Linked DNA regions of Homo sapiens: region 1 is linked to region 2. Evidence: chromatin contacts called from ENCODE Hi-C or POLR2A ChIA-PET data. All regions are on one chromosome and are shown on one strand. Each heading gives the region's core, a stretch centred on a gene start or an enhancer-like site at or near the end of the contact. The rest is flanking DNA. Distances are from core to core; before and after follow the strand shown.

Region 1 (3,225 bases), core at 22-2,521, 100 kb before region 2:
AGAGGGGAGCCCAGGCAGAGGGCTTGCGCTATTTCACCACCACAGACGAATTTACTCACGTGCTTTTCAGAAATGCAGATCCCTAGGTGACACCTGGCTACAAACACGAGGAGAACATCCCCAAGTCCAGGCACTAGAGCAGGGCCCCTCAATATCAGCACTAGCGACCCTCAGCAAAGCAGACAATTCTTCGCTGGGGGAAGGGGGCGGTCCTTGGCATTGCAGGGTATGTAGCAGCGTCCCCAGCCTCTACCCACCGGATACCAGTGCACGCCCCCCAAAGCTGAACCGTGACTATCAAAACTGCATGCAGGCATTTCCAAATGCCCCTTCGGGGCCAAAATCGCTCCTGACTCCAGAAACGCTGTGCTCCACTTATTGTGAGGGAGAAACAAAGAACAGCATATTTCCAAGGAGAAAACGTTTAGCAAAGCAATGTAAGTCATCGAGGAATAGGACAAGATATCCAAAATATGAAATATAGATATATAGTCCTGGAAAATTGGTACCAAAATAAAATACCCTAAACATTGTAAATATGTTATATATATAGTGTGTGTGAGATAGATAGATAAAGTAGATGATAGATAGATAGATAGATAGATAGATAGATAGATAGATAGATAGATAGATGATAGATAGATACTCATCATAAAGTTGAAATATTGTCAGTCGAACCATCATGAGTTGAGTTTGGGACATCTATATCACTAATAGCTACTAGGTGCTCGCCCTGCCAGGCACTTTCCCATCACATTTACCCCTTCGCACGGTACCACGATGTATCAGGACATGCCACTCAACCTCTCTGTGCTCCGGCTTCTCATAAGACAACTGGGAAAATAAAAGTACCTAACTCAGAGAGTTGTTGGGAGGACCAAGAGAGGCAAATATATGCAAATCAGAACTGCTCAGCACAGAGAAAACACTCTAAATGTGTTTATTATTGCCACCATTATGAATACTGTCATTTTCCACAAGAAAGATACTTTCAGAAGGGTCAAGTGCTTTGCCCAAAGCCTCACGATCGTGGGATTTTACGGATGCCTGTCTCACTCCAGATCTCTTGTTCTCAAGAGGAGAGAGGGGAACCCCAGAGATGCAGGAGAGCGAGACTGCGGAGGGCAGCCTCCACCCACCTCCGGTGGGGCATCTGGGCTTGCTTCTGAATAACCAGCTGGAAAGCCTGCCCTGCCCGCCAGTTCTGGGGGAAGGGAAGCTGGAGGCCCAGGACAGTTCTCTTGATTTGCAAGCTCACGAAACAGTGCGTCAGCAAAGCAGTGCCCCTAGAAGGGTTGTGAGTGTATTCAGGTGCCTGGGTGATGGTGGTCTGTGGACTCCGAAGCCTGAGCTATTCCTCCGTCTGAGAATCCGTGGGTTTGGTTGTCTAGGTCAGGGTAGGCAGCAGCCAGGAGAGTTCTGACCCCAGGAGACACTCACTCACTCACCCCAGAAATATCCAAAACAGGGGCTCTCAGCCATGGAAATCACCTAGAGATCTTGAAAGTACCCCGATGCCCAGCCCCACCCCAGAGAATCTGCTGTCATCAGTTTGGCAGGGGCCTGGGCATGGGGATCTCAGAACTCTGTGGGAGGTTCTCACATGCAGCCCAGTCTGGGCATGGGCCCCCATAACACAGGCAGGAGGCGGGGAAGTGAAGGGGCTTTCTCATCTGAACCTCCACAATCAACCCCCAGTGGCAAAGTGCCAAACCCTCAAACACAAGTCTAATTTCAAAAACAACACCCCTCCACCCACCATAGCTTCGTATGTTTAATGTAAAATAAGGTCATAAAGACAAAACACTCATATAATCAGTTCATGAAAGAAAGGGCATTTTAACACCCCATTCAAACTTTTTCTTTTTCAAAAATGAAAGTTAGCTCTTTCAATTGTACGTTTATCATGAAAAACTCTATCTGATTTATTTTTCTCCTTTTTGAGAAATGGGAGAAAACTATTACAGACAAGAATTACTGTCTGAACTGCCTTGAGCCTCAGTTTTCCCATCTATTAAACGGGGATTTAAAAAAAAGTCTCCACCCAAGTCATTCTGGTTTGCCCAGGGTTTTCCAATTTTAACATAAGAGTCCTGTGTCCTAGAGCATCCTCACTCCTGGAAAAAGCTTGAAGATGGTCACCATCACACTATTTTCTATAGGTGTCTGATCATGAGAATCACTGGGGCATTTGCTAAAAATACAAATTCCAGGGCCCCAAATTGACTTTTCGGTGAGAGGATCACAGGAATCAGAAATGTTGCTGGATTCCTCGGTAGAGTCTCACTACCGGGCACCTGTGGGAGAAACTGGCTTCAAAGAGCAAGGATCATACCCGTGAGAGTCCTACTCATGCTAACTCTTGTGCAGTCCTCTTTATGTGCCAGGCCCTGTTCAGGGCACTTTGCTTATATTCACTGGTTTGACTCCATACCAGCCCCTTGAGATGGAGGCTATAATTATCCCCATTTTTACAGATGAGGAAACTGAGGCCCAGCGAGGCTCAGTGATGCTCAGGGATTCCAAACTCCAGAGCCCACATTCCTATCCTATGTGCTACACTGATGTCTACATAGAGCTTCAGCACTGGGCTGGCATACGGCAAGCTCTCCATACAAGTCATATATGGTTATCATTATTACGAGTTCCAGGACCTTTGGGGCACTGAAGGAGTTGCCATCTTCTTGCCAACTGTGAACAGAAGGCTTCATTGCAAAACATCAAAATGCTTCTTTCAGCCTTCCCAGTTGTTTGGACCTAGTCCTGTAGGCTGAATTCATTTCTGCTAATATTGACATCAGCCAATAGATGGCAGTAACCTTTTGCTTTTGTCCCACCCAGATGAATCCTGTTCTTTAAAAGGTTGATGGACAGGCAGGAGCAATTTCACGACACATGCATTATATCTGCTGGTGGAGAGTGACAATATCTGAATCCAGGTTATCACTGAAAAAGACACGCCATTAGATTTTCCTTCTTTCAGGGCCCTTCACCTTGAAGTGGCCGAGAGGCTACTTAGGGTGTGCAATGATCAGAATAATGTAACCCCAACTCTGTGGGAAGAAAAATCTTCTCTCCTACTTCTGTACACCATGCGTCTTCCAGCACCAAGGTTTTTCATAACCTCAAGTGTTGATTCAAAGTAGCTTTGTTAGGATTGAATTTACATTAAATAGTAAGAGCTTTAAAATAAAGCTTGTAATCCTACTGTTAAAATAATTTTAA
Region 2 (3,024 bases), core at 120-2,619:
AGATCCCATTCTTGGATTTGTTTTCATGAGACTGGTCTGATAAACAATATTGCAGATATAGTCACCATATATTAAATTTTCAGCCCAATTCTTTTTCTTTTAAATGTCAATTGTGTTTGAATTATATTGCCATCAAAATACATTAACATTCCCTTCAAAGAAATGTGAACTGACCACCAAACACTTTTGCTAGATTTTTGAATAGCTAAGTGATATACATTGGAGATGGTTCAAACATTCCTCAGAGTATCAAGCTATAGGAATGCATGACAAGATGAAAGAAATAAAAAATGATTTCATTAATATACAAGGCGTGAATGCCACAAGTAGATTCCATCTCAACACTGCAGGCTGAATGCCCTGAGATACTTCACCTTTGACTGTCATGAATAAAAATTAACTCCATGAAGAAAGTTGCTCAATATCACACTGGAAAATCTCTGAAATTACTTCATAGTCTTTAAACTGTTCTTCAAAGTATTAAATAGTCTCTGGAAGAATTTTAGTCTCTTTAAACAGTAACTTTGCTATTTTTGACAGCTGGAAAAAATAAGTTTCTATGTTTATGGTTCCTTTGAATACAGAGTTCAACATGAATTATTCTGATTTGTCTCTGCAAAGAAAAAAGAAAGAAGGGTAGAAGAAAAGGAGGGAAGTGAGGGAGAGAGAGAGGACGAGAGGAAGGAAGGAAGGAAAGAAGGAAGGAAGGAAGGAAGGAAACAGTTGTTATTAATAATAACTGCTGCTACAGAAGTGACTTCAGATGGATTTAATAAGATTCTAAGTGTAAACCCAAACTTCAGTCACCTTTGCATACATACAGCTTTACATGCCTCAAAATAAGCAATAAAGAAAAATCACTGAAAAGTTTGAGATACTCTCTCTCTCTTTTTTTTTTTTTTTTTTTTTTTTTTTAAGAAGTTGAACTTTGTTGCAGTAATCTCCCTGACAGCCTGGAGGTCTGTTTTCATGATTCATGATGTCAGCTGAGATCAGCTGCTGTCAACACAGCCTTCTGATTCAATCCCAATTCTTCTCCAAGGGCTCTCAAAGAAATGGGGGGAAAGAAAGCAAATTGAAACCTTAAATTGACAGAGTCCCTAATGAATGCCAAATTGAAACAACTAACGGGAAGTTTAGAATTCCTGTCTCCTAGGGGGCAAGTGAGAGAACTTTATTCTCTAGAAGGTGGTGGAGTGCTCATGCGTGACTCTTCATGTCCATTCGGTTTTTGCCTAAAAAGCCATTTTGTGCATTTGTTTGTTTTTTGCTGCTCAACATTCCCAAAGGTTGACAGATATGATCCAAAGCCACAGTGTAAAGGCCACTTGGGAATGGGCTTGAGTAGGAAGGGCTCTTACGACACAGCCCGAATTTGGAGGCTGAATGAAATCCTTACGTGTCCAAAGCTTTGGGTGTGATGGGAAGGCTGACAGAGCTGGTTATGAGGAGGGAAGAAATAGCCAACAGTTCATTTCTTTTTCTAAACCTTCTCAAGCAAGACTGGCCTTTGTAGAACAATGCACAAGGCACGGAGGAAGGAAAAACCCACTTTCCATGTAGACAGATCTAAATTTTATGGAGAGGACAGTCTGATCTTTGTTTGTCAATCTTAGTGAAACCTGCACCAATGATGTTCCTCAGTACACGGAACTTCCAGACACCACCTCTTTCACACTAAGCAGTATATTAAAAAGAGCACAACCCTTCTGTAATCCCAGTGCTTTGGGAGGCCAAGGCTGGAGGATCACTTGAGCCCAGGAGCTCGAGACCAACCTGGGCAACATAGTGAGACTCTGTCTCTGCAAAAAAATTTTTTAAAAAATAGCTGGGCCAAGCACAGTGGCTCACGCCTGTAATCCTAACACTTTGGGAGGCCGAGGCGGGTGGATCATTTGAGGTCAGGAGTTTGAGACCAGCCTGGCCAACATGGTGAAACCCTGTCTCTACTAAAAATACAAAAATTAGCAGGGCGTGTTGGCAGGCGCCTGTAGTCCCAACTACTTGGGAGGCTGAAGCAGGAGAATTTCTTGAACCTGGGAGGCAGAAGCTGCAGTGAGCCAAGATCATGCCACTGCACTCCAGCTTGGGCAAGAGAGTGAGACTCTCTCTCAAAAAAAAAAAAAAATAGCTGGACATGGTGGTGTACACCTGTAGTCCTATCTATCTGGGAGGCTGAGGCAGGAGGATTGCTTGACCATGGAGGTTGAAGCTGCTGTTAATGATGATTGTGCCGCTGTACTCCAGCCTGAGTGACAGAATGGGACCCTGTCTCTTAAAAACAATAATAATATCAAAAATAAAGAAGAGCACAGTTGACTCCTGATGAGGGGACATCCCATAAACATCCACATTTGAGTTTGGTCATCCTCCATCTTATCCAAGCTTTTATCATTTTGTTTAATCTAACATTCAGCAACTTCATACAGTGAATGCTCAATAAACGTTTATTGATTGAGTGGTGCCTCTTGCCTTCTAGGGGCAGTATGGGGAGGTGGTTTAGAGTGTGGAATATGGAGTCATTGCCTGCTGTCCAACACTGGCACTCAAACCTGCTAGTTCCATGGTGATGCTAGTATCTTTGAGCTTCCATTTCCTTGTCTGAAAAATAAAGTAATTCCACTATCTTAAGGTTCTGACATAATGAATAAATGAAATAATGCAAGTTATTATCTCATTTAGCACAATGCCCAGCACTTAGTAAGCACTCCACTAAAAATTATCCTTCATAAATAATAATTTGTATTATCTCTAATGTGAACACCGTAGCTCAGACAACAAAGATACATAATATTAATCAGTCAAAAAGTATTTGAGTGCTTTCAATGTTTCTGGCTGTTCTTAGTGCATGTGTTGTGGATTCTTACGGTCTGCTAAGAGAACAGCCATGGCCATAAATAACAGTGGAATCTGGAGTCTTCCTCTTTGCCCCATATGGCTGAAACCCTGCTCTCTATACTCCTCCCTTAGCTGGGAAGAGGAGACATTAAGCAGTGATCAAACGTGTGGGAATTAGACCTGAGT

Evidence for each region. Hi-C counts contacts between places; a loop is a spot of excess contacts on that map. ChIA-PET counts read pairs that join two places held with the same protein, here RNA polymerase II (POLR2A). Pooled maps may share reads with other maps.
Region 1: a map of K562 shows a loop between it and region 2 (6-fold over the local background). The contact joins two enhancer-like sites. A Hi-C loop is called at or near these places in 11 of 168 maps with a recorded cell type or tissue (A673, CD8-positive, alpha-beta T cell, K562 and 8 more), 1 of 37 single-sample maps with no recorded cell type and 4 of 50 pooled maps. POLR2A ChIA-PET finds 5 or more read pairs at or near these places in 4 of 52 experiments (MCF 10A, OCI-LY7, T-cell and 1 more).

The regions. Positions count from the first base shown.
Region 1 is chr20:54,062,522-54,065,746 of GRCh38, reverse strand. The region is part of intron 1 of BCAS1 (brain enriched myelin associated protein 1); the gene reads left to right. Among named protein-coding and RNA genes, the nearest start is that of MIR4756, 4.4 kb to the left of the region's middle. Within about 2 kb of position 1,271, at least 4 of the 41 ENCODE cell types and tissues checked have a DNase peak (open chromatin) inside an H3K27ac peak, as active enhancers do.
Region 2 is chr20:53,958,361-53,961,384 of GRCh38, reverse strand. All of the region lies in intron 10 of BCAS1 (brain enriched myelin associated protein 1), which reads left to right. Among named protein-coding and RNA genes, the nearest start is that of BCAS1-AS1, 44 kb to the right of the region's middle. Within about 2 kb of position 1,369, at least 3 of the 41 ENCODE cell types and tissues checked have a DNase peak (open chromatin) inside an H3K27ac peak, as active enhancers do.